Regions from separate parts of the Homo sapiens genome. Here region 1 is linked to region 2. A link is an interaction called in ENCODE POLR2A ChIA-PET data of the cell type or tissue named here. Cell type or tissue: Caco-2. All regions are shown on one strand. Each heading gives the region's core, and the rest is flanking DNA. Links, peaks and the distances in the headings are about the cores only.

Region 1 (9,179 bases), core at 842-8,841, 73 kb before region 2:
GGCCTCCCAAAGTGCTGGGATTACAGGCATGAGCCACCATGCCCGGCCTACAGACCTGTACTTATAAACCCCACCATAACCAGGAACGAGTAAGGGAAGAAACTAGAGGGACAAAATTTGGGCAGTTCCAGGCTTTGTGTATCAAAACTCTGGGATCACTTCTAGCACGTATGATGCCTTTGTGGGAATCACAAAAAGGCACCCCATGGGTGCCAGTGAGTTGCCCAAAGCACTCCTCCCACCTTTGTTTGGGTGGTGGAATTACAAAAATGGGCCCTTCCTCCCGCCTGAGGCAGTGGGTACCAGGACTCACAGCTTGACTAAGGGGAACGCTGGATGATTTCAGTCCCGTCCTCAGCCCAGGAGCCTTTGTGCGTGCACTGCCTGCCCATCTGTACATCCCATACTTGAGAACTACATCAATCCCCTGCTGGTAGCAATTAGGAAAGCAATCAAGCCATGACTTTGAGCAAAAGCCCACACCACACAAACACACTTCACTCTTTTGTTGTTGTTTAAGACAGGGTCTTGCTCTGTCACGCAGGCTGGAGTGCAGTGGTGCAATCATAGGTAAGCTCAAACTCCTGGGATCAAGTGATCCTCTCACCTCAGCCTCCTGAGTAGCTGGCACTAACAGGTGCATGCCACTGCATCCAGCTTTTTGTAGAGCCAGCATCCGGCTATGTTGCCCAGGCTGTTCTCGAACTCCTGGTCTCAAGTGATCCTCCCCACTCAACCTCCCAAAGTGCTGGGATTACTGACATGAGCCACCACGCCCAGCCACACCTTACTTTTGAAATTCTTCCTCTCTGGAGAAAAAACTTTGATACTAAAGCATAATCCTTTCTAGCTGCCATCCCACTTCTCTCTGTGGAAATAGAGGCTGGTGTTGGGCGCGACACATCACCTACCGGATCAGGAGAACGTAGACTTCGTGCCGTGGCATCTCGTACCTCTCCACAAGCCTGAACATGGAGTAGATGCATGGCACGGCCAGATTAATGCAGGACACAACGAAAGGCAGTAACAGCACCGCCCCAGGGTTACTGTGTGTCTTCAGGAACTGCAGGGGATGGGGGAGAGAACGGAGGGCTGACTTGTACACTGTACCCCTTTCTGCTTCACTCAAAAGTCTCCCATGATAGAAAACCCGAGAAGTAGCTCCTCTGCGGTTAACTATTTATCTATTTATTTATTTTAATTTTTTTGAGATGGAGTCTCACCGTGTTGCCCAGGCTGGACTGCAGTGGCGCGATCTCAGCTCACTGAAACTTCCACTTCCTCGGTTCAAGTGGTTCTCCTGCCTCAGCCTCCAGAGTAGCTGGGATTACAGGCACGCACCAACATACCCAGCTAATTTTTGTATTTTTAGTAGAGATGGGGTTTCCCCATGTTGGCCAGGCTGGTCTCTAACTCCCGACCTCAGGTGATCCATCCACCTCGGCCTCCCAAGGTGTTGGGATTACAGGCATGAGCCATCGCGCCCGGCTAGGTTAACTATTTTGTTAAGCTACCATTAATTTCCTTACCCCGTGCCAAGCAAACTGAGGCTCAGGGAGGGGAAGACACTTGCCCAGGGTCACCCAGCAAGGAAGTGGCAGATTGGAGCCTAGGTGTGTCTGACTCAGGAGCCTGAGCTCGAACAATCATTCTGTGGCTTTCCCTTTTTTACCAAGATGCCCAGGGCAATGAGGATGTGCTCCCTCCTGTTTAGCATAAGTGGCCTTGTTCATTTTCACCAGGCTTCACCTCTCTCTGAGTTCTGAATTAGGGGGTTGGCGTGTCTCTGCTAGCCCGTGCTGCTGGTTTTTTTTTTTTTTTTTTTTTTTTTTTTTTTTTTTTGAGCCGGAGTCTCGCTCTGTTGCCCAGGCTGGAGTGCAGTGGCACGATCTCGGCTCACTGCAACCTCTGCCTCCGAGGTTCAAGTGATTCTCCTGCCTTAGCCTCCCGAGTAGCTGGGATTACAGGGGTGCACCATCATACCCAGCTAATTTTTGTATTTTTAGTAGAGACGGGGTTTCACCATGTTGGCCAGGCTAGTCTCAAACTCCTGATCTCAAGTGATCTGCCTGCCTCGGCCTCCCAAAGTGCTGGGATTACAGGCGTGAGCCACTGTGCCTGGCCCTGTGCTGCACTTTTGTGTGAGGCTGGGAGAGGCACTGGGCCTCCAGGAGGAGGCAGCACTCTGGCATTTGGCTGGGAGTGGAGCCGGGACTGCACTTCTGCTAGGCATCCTTCCATGGGCCTTGGAGTCAGGGATTCCAATGAATTTATCTGATATCTCACATTCCCATATCCTCCCTGCATGGCCTCACCCTACCTCCGTCTACCTCTGGATGGTTCAAAAGCACCACTTGCATTTTTGGTGGTAGTTTTGGAGCCAGGGTAACCTGGGTTCCAATGCGGCTCCCTCCCCACACGTAAGCTGCAAGGCCTGGGGCCAGATCCTTAGCTTCTCTGAGCCCCTTTTCTCCATCTGTACAATGGAGAGATGATCACATGACTCATAGAGATGTTGCAAGAATTAACTGAGATCAAACAAGGCAAGGCCTGGCCCCAGGGCTGTGAAACGACACAGCTGAGCTCCATTCATGTGAAACTGTAGTCACCAATGAATGACCACCACTGTAGCCAGAACTACAGGTGCACACCACCGTGACAGGCTAATTTTTAAAATTTTTTTAGCGATGAAGTCTCCATGTTGCCCAGGCTGGTCTCGAACTCCTGGGTTTCAGGTGATCCTCCTGCCTCGGCCTCCCAGAGTGTTGGGATTACAGGTGTAAGCCACTGTGCCTCACCCCTGCATTTTTAACAAGTTCTCTGCTAGTGCTGATGCTGCTGGCCATAGATCCTGGGTTGAACCGTAGGCTGCACACCACCCTTCCCCTCCAGCATCTCATCCCTTCACCTGGTTCTCTCTGCCCTGGACCCTGGTGTTGGTTACCTCTAAGTTGTACTCAGCCAGGTAATAAACGGCTGCACAGCAGGCTATGGCCACTCCTGTAGAGACAACCCAGGCTACCATGTAGGCAGAGAAGCGGGTCAGCAGCTGATTGAACGTCAACTTGGAATTCTCCTGACGGAGCTCTGACAGGTTCTCCTAGAAACATAAGAAAGTCAAGTTTATGGCTGGGCATGGTGGCTCACGCCTGTAATCCCAGCACTTTGGGAGGCCAAGGCGGGTGGATCACTTGAGGTCAGGAGTTTGAGACCAGCCTGGACAACATGGTGAAACCCCGCCTCTACCAAAAATACAAAAATTAGCCGGGCGTGGTGGTGCATGCCTGTAATCCCAGCTACTCGGGAGGCTGAGGCAGGAGAATCACTTGAACCCAGGAGGTGGAGGTTGTAGTGAGGAGAGATGGCACCACTGCACTCCAGCCTGGGCGACAGAGTGAGACTCTGTCTCAAACAACAAATAAATAAATAAACAAATAAATAAAAATAAATGAAAGTCAAGTTTATCCAGAGATCCCTCTCCACTGCTAGCAAAGATCCCCAGGGAATGCTTGCCACATCCAGAGACATGAATCCAGCCCAAATCCACAGGTGAGAGAGAGGGGGAACATTCATGATGAACATGGATTATGGGAGACCCATAGAGGACTCTGAAATGGGCCAAGAATCTCCAAACACTGCTTCCATCTTTCAGAAACAGTTGGAATTAATAGATCGGGACCATGTTCTTAAGAAAAGCACACTGAGGTCACAAAATTCTTTCTTGAAGAATAAGGTTGGGTATCTACACTGAGAAAGAAGCTCACATCTGCAACCCTCTTGTTGAAGCCCCTTTATTTGGCTGGGTTTGGTGGCTCACACCTGAATTTCCAGCATGTTGGGAGGCCGAGGTGGGAGGATCACTTGAGCCCAGGAGTTCAAGACCAGCCTGGGCAACATAGTGAGATTCTCTCTCTACAAAAAATTTAAAAATTAGTTGGGCATGGTGGTGTGCACCCATAGTCCCCACTACTCAGCAGGCTGAGGTGGGAGAGGCTAACTGGATCCCAGGAGGTCGACACTGCAGTGAATTATGATTGCACCACTGCACTCCAGCTTGGGTGACAGAGCAAGACCTTGTCTCGAAAATCATAAAAAAAAAAAATTTAAAGCCCCTTTATTTATAAAATCAGCTTGCTCTTTGTTTTTTTCTGGAGATGGAGTTTCACTCTTGTTGCCCAGGCTGGAGTGCAGTGGCGCGATCTTGGCTCACTGCAACCTCTGCCTCCTGGGTTCAAGCGATTCTCCAGCCTCAGCCTCCTGAGTAGCTGGGATTACAGGTGCCCGCCACCACGCCCGGCTACTTTTTTGTCCTTTTTTTAGTAGAGATGGGGTTTCATCATGTTGGCCAAGCTGGTCGTGAACTCCTGACCTCATGATATGCCTGCCTCGTCCTCCCAAATTGCTGGGATTAGAGGCATGAGCCACCATGCCCAGCTGCTTTTTTTTTTTTTTTTTTTTTTTTTTTTAATAAGTTTGTGTCTATAGACCAGGGTTTCTCAACCTCTGCACTATTGACATGGTGGGCTGCATAATTCTCTGCTGCAGGTGCTGTTCTACGCATTGTAGGATTTTTAGCAGCATCACTGGCCTCTTACCCACTAGATACCAAGAGCACCCCTCTTCCCAATTGTAACAATCAAAAAAGTCTCTAGAGGTTGTCAAATGTCCCCCTGAGGGGCCAGATTTCTCTGGGTTGAAAATCATTGCCTTGGCTGGCTCACGCCTGTAATCCCAGTACTTTGGGAGGCCAAGGCGGGTGGATCACTTGAGGCTAGGAGTTTGAGACCAGCCTGGCCAATATAGTGAAACCTCATCTCTAAAAAATTCAAAAATTAGCCAAGTGAGGTGGCAGGTGCCTGTAATCCCAGCTACTTGGGAGGCTGATGTAGCAGAATCGCCTGAACCCGGGAGGCAGAGGTTGCAGTGAGCCAAGATCATGCCACTGCACTCCAGCCTGGGCGGCGGAGTGAGATTCCGTTAAAAAAAAAAAAAACAGCTGGGCGCGGTGGCTTACGCCTGTAATCCCAGCACTTTGGGAGGCTGAGGTGGGTGGATCACGAGGTCAGGAGATTGAGACCATCCTGGCTAACACAGTGAAACCCCGTCTCTACTAAAAATACAAAAAATTAGCCGGGCATGGTGGCAGGCGCCTGTAGTCCCAGCTACTCGGGAGGCTGAGGCAGGAGAATGGCGTGAACCCGGGAGGCGGAGCCTGCAGTGAGCCGGGATTGCGCCACTGCACTCCAGCCTGGGCGACAGAGTGAGACTCCAATTCAAAAAAAAAAAAAAGAAAAGTTACAGGTATACTGGAGAAGGGAAGGAGACCAGCCGATGGCAAATGAGTAAAGTGAGCTCGCCTTACCCTTATCTCAGTGCTAAGATTCTTCTGTTTTAGCTTCACAGCTTTTTCATGAGTGACAGTGAAGTCCCAGCAAAAGATCAGCTTGGTGATCCCTCCGGAGTAAATGTGGGGATTAATGAAGTTGTTCCGGAAATACTTGGCCATGCTAGAGAAGGCAGAAAGCAGAACACCTGAAGGTTATTATGGCCGTCACTGGGAGTGCAGGGCTTCAACAAAGGGCAGCCCTATTATTAATGGTGAAAGGCAACGTGAAGACTTAGCCCCAAGCTGTTGGCCTGGAGCGGTGTGGTCACCACACAGTGGTTAAACAAGCACTGGTTTTGGGGCTGCACAGGCCTGGCTTGCAACCCTGGATCTGCCAACTGGGGGATTTTTGTCTTGTGAATGGTTCTGATTCTCAGCCTCAGTTTCCATATCTGTAGAGAGGGAATAACAATAAAACTCACCTCACAGAATTTTTTTTTTTTTTTTTAGACAGAGTTTCACTCTTGTCTCCCAGGCTGGAGTGCAGTGGTGTGATCTCTGCTCACTGCAACCTCCACCTCCAAGGTTCAAGCGATTCTCCTGCCTCAGTCTCCCAAGTAACAGGGATTACAGGTGCCCATCACCACGCCCGGCCAATTTTTGTATTTTTAGTAGAGGCAGGGTTTCACCATGTTGGCTAGGCTGGTCTTGAACTCCTGACCTCAAGTAATCCACCCAGTTCCCTGTTGCTGCTATAGCAAATGACCACCAACTTAGCGGCTAAAAACAACACAAATTTGTTCTTTTACCCTTCTAGAGATCAGAAGTCAGAAAATGTCTTTTCTTGTTTTTGTGTTTTCTGTTTGTTTAGGGATGAGGTCTTGCTGTGTGGCCCAGGCTAGAGTGCAGTGGTGTAGTCATAGCTCACTGCAGCCTCCACCTCCTGGGCTCAAGCCATCCTCACGCCACAGCCTCCAAAGTAGCTGGAACTACAGGCACATGCCACCACACCCAGCTAATCAGAAAATGAGTCCACAGAGCTAAAATGAAGGTGTTGGCAGGGCTATGTTCCTTCTGGAAGCTCTAGGGAAGAATCCATTTCCTTGTCTTTTCCAGCTTCTAGAGGGTGTCCTCTTTCCTTGGCTTGTGGCCACCTCCTCCAACTTCAAAGCCAGCAGGGTAGCATCTTCCCATCTCCCTGCTACTCTCTGACCTCCTGCCTGCCTCTTATAAAGACCCTTGTGATTCCATTGGGCCCACTGGGATAATCCAGGATAATCTCCCCATTTAAAAATCCTCAGTCACATCTGCAAAGTCCCTTTTGTTATGCGAAGTTACATATTCACCAGTTCTGGGGATTAGGATGTAGACTTCTCTGGGGGGGGTCGGGGGAGATTATTCAGCCTTCCAAAGAGTCTATGCAGTGCTTACAGCAGCAAGCACTTGATGAAGGCACTGTTATGGTCATGGGCTGTCTCAGGCCCAGGAAGCCCTGAGCACACACACAAAAATGCTGCACAAGATGGACGGATGCTGCTGTTCTGAAATTTGCCACCACTCAGTAACAGCAACTTTAGAATCATTTCTGGCCGGGCATGATGGCTAACACCTATAATCCCAGAACTTTGGGAGGCCCAGCAGGGGGGATTACCTGAGGTCAGGAGTTCAAGACCAGCCTGGCCAACATGGTGAAACCCTGTCTCTACTAAAAATAGAAAAATTAGCTGGGTGTGTTGGCATGAGCCTGTAATCCCAGCTACTCAGGAGGCTGAGACAGGAGAATCACTTGAACCCGAGAAGCGGAGGTTGCAGTGAGCCAAGATCACACCACTGCACTCCAGCCTGGGTGACAGAGCAAGACTCTGTCTCAAAATATTAATAATAATAATAATAATAAAATCATTTCCTACTTTGACAGAACAAAACAAAATCTCACTTTAGTTTGAATTAGTATGCTGGCAGTCAGGTTGCTATGGGTTGGACTGTGTACTTCCCAAAATTCGTATGTTGAAGTCCTAACCCCCTAGTACCTTAGAATGTGACTGTATTTGGAGGTAGGGTCTTTAAAGTGGTAATTACAGGCCGGGCGCAGTGGCTCACGCCTGTAATCCCAGCACTTTGGGAGGCTGAGGCGGGTGGATCACTTAAGGTCAGGAGTTTGAGACCAGTCTGGCCAACATGGTGAAACCCCGTTTCTAATAAAATTACAAAAATTAGTCGGACGTGGTGGCACATACCTATAGTCCCAGCTACTAGGGAGGCTGAGGCAGGAGAATCCCTTGAACCTGGGGGACAGAGGTTGCAGTGAGCTGAGATCACACCACTGCACTCCAGCCTGGGCAACAGAGTGAGACTCCATCTCAAAATAAATTAATTAATTAATTAAAGTGGTAATTACATTTTTTTAAAATGGGGTCATTAAATTGTGTCCCAATTCAGTACAAATGGCATCTTTATAAAAAAGGGAGATTAAGACACAGAGGGATAACCATGTGAAGACACAGGCAGGAGACAGTGGCCGTCTACAAGCCAAGGAGAGAGGCCTCAGAGGAAACCAAGCCTGCTGACACCTTGATCTTGGACTTCAGGCCTCCAGAACCATGAGAAAATAAATTTCTGTTGTTTAAACCAATGGTCTGCTGTACTTTGCTAGGCAGCCCTAGCAAACTAATACAGAGATTGCATGTTGCTTTTCTTTCTTTCTCTCTCTTTTTTTTTTGAAACAGGATCTCCAGTTGCTCAGGCTGGAGTGTAGTAGACTGATCTCAGCTCACTGCAGCCTCGACCTAATGGGCTCAGGTGATTCTCCCACCTCAGCCTCCCGAATAGCTGGGAACACAGGCGTGCGCCACCAAGCCAGGCTAATTTTTTGTATTTTTAGTAGAGATGGGGTTTTGGTATGTTGCCCAGTCCAGTCTCGAACTCCTGGACTCAAGTGATCAGCCTGCATCAGACTCCCAGAGTGCTAAGATTACAGGCATGAGCACCGTGCCCAGCCTTTCATATGTGTATTTTCCATTTGTACCTCCTCTCTGATAGTTATCTATCATGTTCTTCCCTTCATATCATTGCTGGGGTAACTGCACCCTTATTATCAGGCTGACCAATTTCTTTAAAAGCACAGAAAAACCTCTCTTCCTCTGTCCAAACTCCTATTTTTATATTGCAGGACAAGGAATAATTGGACAGCAATGGAAAGTCAAAACTGCAGGCTGGGCACGGTGGCTCACGCCTGTAATCCCAGGACTATGGGAGGCCGAGGCGGGTGGACCACCTGAGGTCAGGAGTTTGAGACCAGCCTGGCCAACATGGTCAAACCCCATCTCTATTAAAAATACAAACATTAGCGGGGCGTGGTGGCAGGTGCCTGTAATCCTAGCTACTCGGGAGGCTGAGGAAGGAGAATCACTTGAACCTGGGAGGTGGAGGTTGCAGTGAGCCCAGATTGCGCCACTGTACTCCAGCATGGGTGACAGAGCGAGACTCTATCTAAGAAAGAAAAGAAAAGAGAGGAGAGGAGAGGAGAGGACTGCAGAGAAACTGTTACCTGGGTAATTTTTGAATTTCTTGGATTTTTGCTGAAATCTAACATGACCCTCAGAATCAGGAAATGTAGATGCTTCCATACCTGAACAGCAAACTGAAGAAGCAGGTGGTCAAGCATGCTCCGATTGTGAAGATGTAGGCCAGCTGCATGTTGTAGGATGCCCCGCTGTTCCCGTGCTGGATGGTGGAATTGGTGTAAAAGCCATAGTACATCACTGTGTCCCTAAAATAACCCTGAAAGGTACAATAAACCATAGGTCAGGTGGATCTCCTGAAAAAAAAGGTAAACGATTATGGTCATGAGAGT
Region 2 (9,179 bases), core at 653-8,652:
CTCTACAAATAATCCAGTGAAGAAACGCCAGAGCGTGGAAAGTGGAGGACGACTGACAAAGGTTGCCCGAGTACGTTTTCACTTCAGGCTCTACGGGTAAGTAGGGTGCTCGGAGAATTCCAGGGTAACCTCAGGAAAATATGGGTCAGGCTGAAAGTAAGTTTGCAAATTACTTAAGCCTGGTGCAGCAGTTATTGTGCCACAGCGGGGTAATTGTGAGTACCCAAAATCTCACATCTTTGTTCCATCTCATAGAAAAGTATTCTCCTTTGTTCCCAGGATATGGAACCATGAATGTAAAAGATTGGGACAAGGTCGGATCAGACTTACAAGGAGCAAAACAAGAGGGTTACGATATTTCCTTCTCCACTTGGTCTGTGTGGCCAGCAATTAAAACAGCACTGGAGCCCTTCTACACTGAGGAGGAGGAGTTTCAGGATGACATACAAAAGTTTAATAATCATGAGTCTGATGATCAGCAAAGTGAACCATCACAGTCTAGTTTAAAAAAGGGGGAGAAACAGGAAGCTACATGGGCTAACCTCCAAAAACTTATGAAAGAAACAGTTCCACCTACTGAAGAAACAGTGCCACCTACTGCGCCTTTAGGGGAAGGTCCGGAACGGCCACCCCTGCCTCAGCCTTATGAATTTTTGTAACGAGAGCCTGAGACGCAGCTTGCCACTCCCATTGTTGCACGCCCCACCATTAACTATGGCAAAGGGAAGCTTCAGTCTTGCCCAACAGCCAATTACAGTGAGGGAATGATCCAGGTTGGTCCACCTGTTAATTATGGTAGAGGAATGCTGTGAACCGGCCCAAATACATATTATGGCGCAGGGATAATCCAGGCATCCATTTGCCAGGCATGAGAAATGGGGGATTTGGATGCTTGGCAGTTTCTGGTAATTATTTCGCCAGCTGAGGAGCCTGGAGAACATGCTCAAGCGTGCTGGGAGCCATTTCCTTTTAAAATATTAAAAGACTTAAAGCAAGCAGTTGGACAATATGGGCCAAATTCTCCTTATGTTCATTCCTTGTTACAATCTGTGGCGTATAACCAGCATTTAATACCTATGGATTGGGAGACATTAGCCTGATCCACCCTGCCCCCTCTCAATTTCTCCAATTTAAAACCTGGTGGATGGATGAAGCAATAAATCAGGCATGCAGAAATGCTCAAGCCCAAACTTTCATTAATATCACATCTGATCAATTGCTTGGAAGTGGACAGGCATGGGGTACTCTAAATCAACAGATGGTAATGGGTGATGAGGCTGTTGATCAGCTCAGAACTATATGCCTAAGAGCCTGGGAAAAAATTCACTACCCTGGTACTACTTATCCTTCTTTTAACTCAGTTTGACAGGGTCGAAGGGAGCCTTATCCAGATTTTATCATTCATTTGCAAGATGTGGCTCAAAAGGCTATTTTGGATTCTCATGCCAGGAAAGTGATCGTCCAGCTACTTGCTTATGAAAATGTTAATACAGAATGTCAGGCAGCAATTAGACCTATTAAGGGAAAGGCAGATCTAAATGAGGAAAAAACTTTAAGAGTATACATTAAAGCCTGTGATGGCATTGGCAGGCACTTATATAAGGCCAGCCTCCTTGCTCAAGGAATGGCTGGACTAAGGGTAACAAAAAACATATGAGTGTGCCCTGGATCTTGCTATAATTGTGGACAGATAGGACATACAAAAAGAGAGTGTACAAAGAGCCAAAAAAGGCAAAACTCAGGAGGAAAAAGCAGGGAACCAAGTACCTTTCCTAGAAGTAAAAAAGGAAAAGACTGTGCTAATCAATGTCATTCAAAGTTTGATGACAGCAGACAGACAGAACTTGCCAGGAAACGGACAGAAGGGCCAGCCCTGGGCCCCGATTCAAAATGGGGCATTCCCAATTCAGGATGGGATGTCCCCAACTCCAAACGGAGTGTCCTCAGCCCAGTCTATCCCTGTATGAATGTACAGGAATTGTCCCCCTCCACAGCTAAAAGTGGGGCAGTAGATTTATGCTGTACCGAAGCCATATCCCTCCTTCCTGGGGAGCCTCCTAGGAAGGTCCCAGTGGAAGTTTATGGCCCATTGTGAAATGGCACGGTGGGACTTATACTGGGAAGGTCCAGCTTAAACTTAAAGGGAATTCAAGTACATACTGGAGTAGTGGACTCTGATTGCCAGGGAGAAATTCAAATTGTTATCTCCTCCACTGTTCCCTGGAGTGCTAATCAAGGTGACAGAATAGCTCAACTGTTGCTTTTACCATATGTTAAGTTAGGAGAAAGCTCAGAAAAAAGAACAGGAGGATTTGGAACACAAATTCAGCAGGCAATGCTACCTATTGGGTACATCAAGTCTCTGACAATAGACCTATTTGTATGGTTACTATTCAAGGAAAACAATTTGAGGGTCTGGTGGACACAGAAGCAGACGTGTCGATCATAGCTCTTTATCAATGGCCAAAAAACTGGCCCAAACAAAAGGCCCCAGTAGGTCTTGTTGGGGTCAGAATTGCTTCAGAAGTTTTCCAAAGTACTTTTATCTTACCATGTCTTGGTCCAGAAGAACAGGAAGGCACACTACAACCTCTAATTATGCCCATTCTTGATAACTTATGGGGGAGAGATCTGCTTCAGCAATGGGGCACAGAAATTTCAATCCCTTCTCCCCAGTTTGGTCAAGCTAGTCAAAAAATAATGTCAAACATGGGCTATGTTCCCAGAAAAGGCCTAGGAAGACAGGGGGCTGGCATTATTGAACCCATACAAGTTACTGTAAAAAATGACTGAAAAGGATTAGGTTACCATTTTTAGGGCTGGTCACTGTTGAGTCTCCAAGTTCTATTCCCTTAAAATGGAAGACCCAAAATCCTGTTTGGGTTGAGCAGGGGCCACTTTCTCAGGAAAAATTGGGGGCCTTACAGGAATTAGTCAAAGAGCAATTAAACAAAGGAAACATTGAGCCCACATTTCCTCCATGGAATTCGCTAGTGTTTGTAATAAAGAAAAAATCCAGCAGATGGTTCATGCTAACCGACTTACGAGCGGTCAATGCAGTCATCCAGCTGATGGGGGCCCTGCAGCCAGGGCTTCCATCGCCCACCATGATTCCTAGAGACTGGCCATTAATAATTATAGATTTGAAGGATTGCTTTTTTAATATTCCTCTAGCAGAGTCCAATTTTGAGAAATTTACTTTTACTATTCCTGCTATGAACAACAAGGAACCAGCAGCCAGATATCATTGGAAAGTCTTGCCGCAGGGTAGGTTGAATAGTCCTACTATTTGTCAAACTTTTGCGGGGAAGGATGTTCAACCTGTGAGAGATCAGTTTCCCGATTCATATGTCATTCATTATATGGATGACATATTGTGTGCGGCTGAAAATCGAGACCAACTTATCCAGTGTTATTCATATTTACAGGAGGTGCTAGCCAATGCTGGATTGCTCATAGCACCAGATAAAATTCAAACGGCCACTCCTTTCCAATATTTGGAAATGCAGGTTCAGGAAAGGGCAATTAAACCCCAAAAGGTTCAAATTCGAAAAGACTCTCTGAAAACTAAATGATTTTCAAAAATTATTAGGGGATATCAGTTGAATTTGACCTACTTTGGGAATCCCTACCATGTTATGTCTAATCTGTTCTCTATTTTAAGAGGAGACCCTGCTCTCAATAGTAAATGATAACTGACTCCTGAGGCTGACAAAGAATTACAAATAATTGAAGAAAAAATACAACAGGCCCAGGTTAATAGAATAGAGTCAAGTTTACCATTACAGTTCATTGTGTTCCCTACTCTCCATTCTCCTACAGGGGTTATAGCTCAGAGTGAGGACTTAGTTGAATGGTCTTTTCTGCCTCACAATACTGTTAGAACACTCACAGTATACTTGGATCAGATGGCAATCTTGATTGAGCAAGCTTGCCTTAGAGTTGTTAAACTTTGTGGCTCAGATCCAGATAAGATTATAATTCCAATGAATAAAATCAGATTTGGCAAGCCTTTGTTAATTCGGTCAATTGGCAAATAAATTTAGCTGGCTTCATTGGAGTTCTTGACAATCATTATCCAAAAAACAAAATTTTTCAGTTTTTAAAGCTAACATGGGTCCTTCCAAAAATTACCCGTAGTGCTCCATTGGAAGGAGCAGTGACTGTGTTTACAGATGGCTCTAGTAATGGAAAAGCAGCTTACGTACGACCTAAAAACACAATTATTCAAACTGACTTTCAATCGGCACAGAAGGCTGAATTACAGGCAGTTATAGGTGTGTTCGAAAACTTTAAGCAAACTGTAAATATTGTCTTTGATTCAGCTTATGTTGTTCAAGCCACTCAACACATAGAAACTGCACTCATTAAATATCTGGTGGATGAACAACTCTATCAGCTGTTTTCTTCTTTACAAAAGGCAGTGCATGATCACCGTTTTCCTTTCTATATTACACACATTTGAGCACACACTAATCTTCCTGGGCCCCTTGTAAGGGCTAATGATCAAGCTGATTTATTAATTTCCACTGTGCTTACTAATGTCCAAGATTTTCACTCCCTAACACGTTAATGCAGCAGGACTTAAACAAAAATAACAAATTACTTGGAGACAGGCAAAGGGCATTGTGCAACATTGCCCTCAGTGCCAGGTAGTACAACTGCCACGTGAAAGGACTGGTGTTAACCCACAGGGATTAACCCCCAATATGTTGTTGCAAAAGGACCTAACCCATGTACCTTTGTTCGGGAAACTTTCATACGTCCATGTTACTATAGATACCTTTTCTCATTTTGTATGGGCAACTTGCCAAACAGGCGAGGCGGCTGCTCATATTAAGACATTACTTCCCTGTTTCGCTGCCATGGGCATCCCACAAAAGATTAAAACAAACAATGGCCCAGGCTACTGTAGTAAATCTTTACAGGCGTTCCTTTAACAGTGGAACATCGAGCACAGTACTGGAATACCCTATAATTCTCAAGGTCAAGCCACTGTTGAACAGGCTAATCGAACCTTAAAATCTCAATTACAAAAACAAAAGACAGAGGGGGAAACCAGAGAATACGCTACTCCTTATATGCAGCTACAATTGGCTCTTATCACTTCACATTTTCTGAATTTGTCTAGAGATCACGTTACAATGGCAGCAGAGCAGCATTTGACAAGGCAAAAAATAAATGCTTATGAAGGAAAACATGTGTGGTGGAAGGACATCAGAACCAAAACCTGGGAAAAGGGCAAAATCATTACATGGGGTCAAGGGTTTTCTTGTATCTCACCAGAAGAGAATCAGCTTCCTGTCTGGGTGCCCACAAGACATCTTAAGCTGTGCCATGAGCCAGAATCCAAGGAAGAGGAAAAGACCTCGGAACATCCCTGCACCCCCAGTTCATCAGATGGCTCAGATGAACATCTCTGTTGAGCAGATGGAAACCAGTAAAACTCGCCAAGCAACTCCACTGACCTGGGGGCAGGTGAAGAGCCTAGCTCACATTGCAGAAGAGAACCTGAGGTCTCTGAACAAGCTGCTGACCACCAGTAATCTAATGGTAGCTATGATGGTGGTAATCTCCCTGCAGTGAGTCTCCCCATAGCTGAGGCAGATCAAAATTACACTTACTGGGCCTACATTCCATTCCCACCACTGATTAGGCCTGTTACATGGTTAGACCCCATGTTAATGATAGTATCTGGATGCCTGGACCAATAGATAACCGAGGCCCTACTCATCCAGAGGAGGAAGGAATGTTAATGAATGTTTCCATTGGTTATCACTTTCCTTCCATCTGCCTGGGGCCGGCAGCAGGATGTTTAAATTATGATAAACAAAGTTGGATGACTTGTGTCCCTGCAAATAATGGATCAAAAGCCCCTATTCATGCAATCAGTGGAAGAACATTTCAATCTTTGGACACTATTAAATACCTTGAGCACGGCTATGTTATGACACATCGCCAGATTAATAAATATAAACCTAATAAGAAGCCCTGCCCTAGGAAGGCCACTAAATGGTCTGGAAAGCTAGAGGTGCTAACCTGGGAAGATTGTATTGCAAACAGCACTGCTGTACTGCAAAGTAATTCCTATGGAATCGTCATTGATTGGGCCCCTATGGGACGCTTTGCAGTAAATTGTACTGGACAGTGCGAAGATGGTAGAGAGACTCCTTTTGCAAACAACTACCCAGATAATGCACCAAAATTATATAGAAGAATTAAAACAAATTAACCTATTAAGTGGGAGGAGAACGGTATGGCTCTTTCAAGCCCAAAAATGATTGATCCAATTATAAGTCCAGAACATCTAGAATTGTGGAAATTAATGATGGCTCAAACCCCAATTCGGATTTGGAAAGGAGAATATAAAACAAAGACCCTTAGTAAAAAAAACTTTGATTTGTCGTAGCCATGACCTCTAATCAGACATTCCCATTGCAGAGTTTTGTTAAACCTCCTTTTATGTTGGCAGTGGGAAAAATTAATATCCTAACTGACTCTCAAACCATATCATGCCTCAACTGTCATCTTTTTACCTGCATTAATTCTACCTTTAATAAAGATAATAGCATTTTACCGGTTAGGGCCCAAGGAGTTTGAATAACTGTTTCCCTCAATAGACCTTGGGAGGCCTCTCCCTCCATACATATTATCACGGAAGTACTAAAAGGAATACTTAATAGATCAAAGAGATTCATATTTACTTTAATAGCTGTGATCATGGGCCTTATAGCTGTCACAGCTACTGCTGCTGCTGCTGGTGTTGCTTTGCACTCTTCTATTCAAACAGCGGGCTTTGTGGATAGTTGGCAGAAAAATTCTTCTAAGCTTTGGAATTCCCAAAGCCAAATAGGTCAAAAATTGGCAAATCAAATTAATGATCTCTGTCAAACAGTAATTTGGATGGGAGATTGGATTATGAGCTTGGAGCATAGAATTCAAAAACAATGTGACTGGAATACTTCCGATTTTTGTTTTACTCCTAGCTCTTATAATGCCATTGAACACCAGTGAGAGACGATTAGACGTCACCTACAAGGAAAAAAAGATAATTTAACATTAGATATTGCTAAACTGAAAAAACAAGTTTTTGAGGCATCTCAGGCTCATCTCACCCTATTGCCTGGAGCTGATATTCTTGCTGGAGCCTCTGATGGCCTTTCTAATACCAATCCTTTAAAGTGGATTGAAACCATAGGTGGATCAACAATTGCAAATTTTATTTTGGTTTGTGTCTGTTTATGTTGCTTGTTTTTAGTCTACAGATGCAGATGGTGCCTTGGGAGAGAAACCAGACACCATGAATGAGCCATAATAGCAATGGCAGTTATTAATAAAAAAAAATCAATAGAGGCAAAAAAGGGGAACATGTGGGAAAGTGTTTCTGGGGTGCCAGTTGAGTTGGTCTCCCCTGTGTGAGACACCCATGGGAAGCCATGGGCAGCCTCTGGGGAGAAAAGTCTCCTTATTGCTTTCATGTCTTTATGCCCCAAGAGCATAACCACTCAGCAGCATTCCACAGGTTGCTCAGGGAGACAACACTCCCTTGAAGCAGTGGAGTATAATCAAACATCTTGGCTCCTCCTTAAACCCGCTCCCACCCATTTCAGTCCTGATAAGCTAAAGATCTTAAGTAGTTTAGACACACGCCTTTGCTCAAGGAAATTCACAGAAACCGCCACTGCTACACATCTTATGGAATGACTCACGAGTTCTCCTTCACTGATTAATCCTTTTCCTCATCCCTTCCTCCCCCTCCCATCTGCCCTAAGAACAAAGAGCTTGTAAACCAGTAAATTTGGCAGAGCTCAAGAGCTCTGGGCCGTGAGCAAGCCTCCGATATTCTGGTCCCCTGAACCCGCCTTTTAAATGCTTATTCTGTCTCTTTCTAACTCCTATGTCTCCACCAGACTCAGGGTACCCACTGGGTGGTGTGGGGCTGGTTTCCCTAACATTCCCCACCAAATAAAGCAGCTCCAACCTTCTAGATGGTTGCTCAGCTCAGAAGTCTTAGAGAAATTCTGATGCCTCTCCTCACATTTGCTCTGTCGGCAAATCCTGGTGTCACAAGAGGGCTCAGGAGGGTTTCTGGATGCCAACGAGACCCCAGCCACAGCCGGTCCCCAGATTCTTGACATCATCACAAGAAAGAATTCACAGGTGAGTCAGAATGAAGTGAAATGCAAGAAGCTTTTATTGGAAAGCAAAAGTCTGCACTTAAGAGAGAAGTGGGTGCATGCTCGTGAGAACGAGTCACGCAAACAGAGTTTGGGTTTCTAATTTTATTTGGTGTTTCTTTAATTAGGGGGTGGAATAATCATTAGGTATTCTGGAAAAGGAGGGGACTTCAGGGACCCCTGAAATTGCCCATGCTAGAGTGTTGTGGCACAATCCTAGCTCACTGCAACCTTGACCTCCTGGCCTTAAGTGATCCTCCTGCCTCAGCCTCCTGAGTAGCTGGGACTACAGACGTGCACCACTATGCCTGGCTAACTTCTAAAAATTTTTAGTAGAGACAGGGTCTCATTATGTTGCCTAGGCTGGTCTTGAACTCCTGGCCTCAAGTGATCCTCCCACCTTGGTGGGAGCCTGCAATTACAGGCATGAGCCACCACACCCGGCTTCTGCTTTATTATTTTCCAAAGCACTCGTCCCTGCCTGACACATTATAGATGCATGTGTGTCTTGTCTCTACAATGTGGGCTCCCAGAGGGCAGGGACTTTGCTCTGTTCTGTTGTCTGTTGTTGAATCCCCAGTGCCTAGGATGGTGCCTGGCACATAGTAGGTATTCAATATCTATTGAATGAATATGGTCCCTGGGGCTAAAAGTAAGAAAGGAGAAAAAAATAAAGCAACCCCCAAATTTGATGAGAACCCTATAGTCCCTGACTGATTGTTTCCTGGCCATCATCATCATCAGCTTCAACTTTGTCAACACACCCTTAATATGGGTGTACCTTGTTTTACAGTTTGCCGAGCACTTTCACACCCATTATTGGATATGACACACAACCCGGTGAGAGTGCTCTCAGTGGAGTTAAGATTCATACTTTTCCCAGACATGGTGGATTGCCCCTGTAATCCCAACAACTTGGGAGGCTGAAGTGAGAGGATTGCTTAAGGCCAGAAGTTTGAGACCAGCCTGGGCAACATACTGAGACCTCATCTCTAAAACAAA

Evidence for each region. Peaks named below come from ENCODE experiments on the same cell type or tissue, not always from the same donor. Only the 100,000 strongest peaks of a DNase experiment are listed, where the experiment ranks them.
Region 1: POLR2A ChIA-PET joins it to region 2 with 14 read pairs; 4 of 35 experiments call an interaction of 5 or more read pairs at or near these places.

Annotation. Positions count from the first base shown.
Region 1 is chr16:19,466,009-19,475,187 of GRCh38, reverse strand. TMC5 (transmembrane channel like 5) reads right to left here. Exons shown (of 22, transcript NM_001261841.2): 9 at 8,955-9,106; 10 at 5,363-5,507; 11 at 2,945-3,100; 12 at 912-1,063. All of the region lies in intron 2 of TMC5-AS1 (TMC5 antisense RNA 1), which reads left to right. Among named protein-coding and RNA genes, the nearest start is that of TMC5-AS1, 17 kb to the left of the region's middle. In Caco-2, for the core only: no CTCF peak of the experiment used is centred there; no DNase peak of the experiment used is centred there.
Region 2 is chr16:19,392,357-19,401,535 of GRCh38, reverse strand. It overlaps LOC105371114 (a long non-coding RNA gene), which reads left to right and starts at 7,804. Exons shown (of 3, transcript NR_188657.1): 1 at 7,804-8,160. RefSeq lists an enhancer at 7,107-8,306. In Caco-2, for the core only: no CTCF peak of the experiment used is centred there; DNase peaks (open chromatin) are centred at 5,465, 5,705 and 7,595.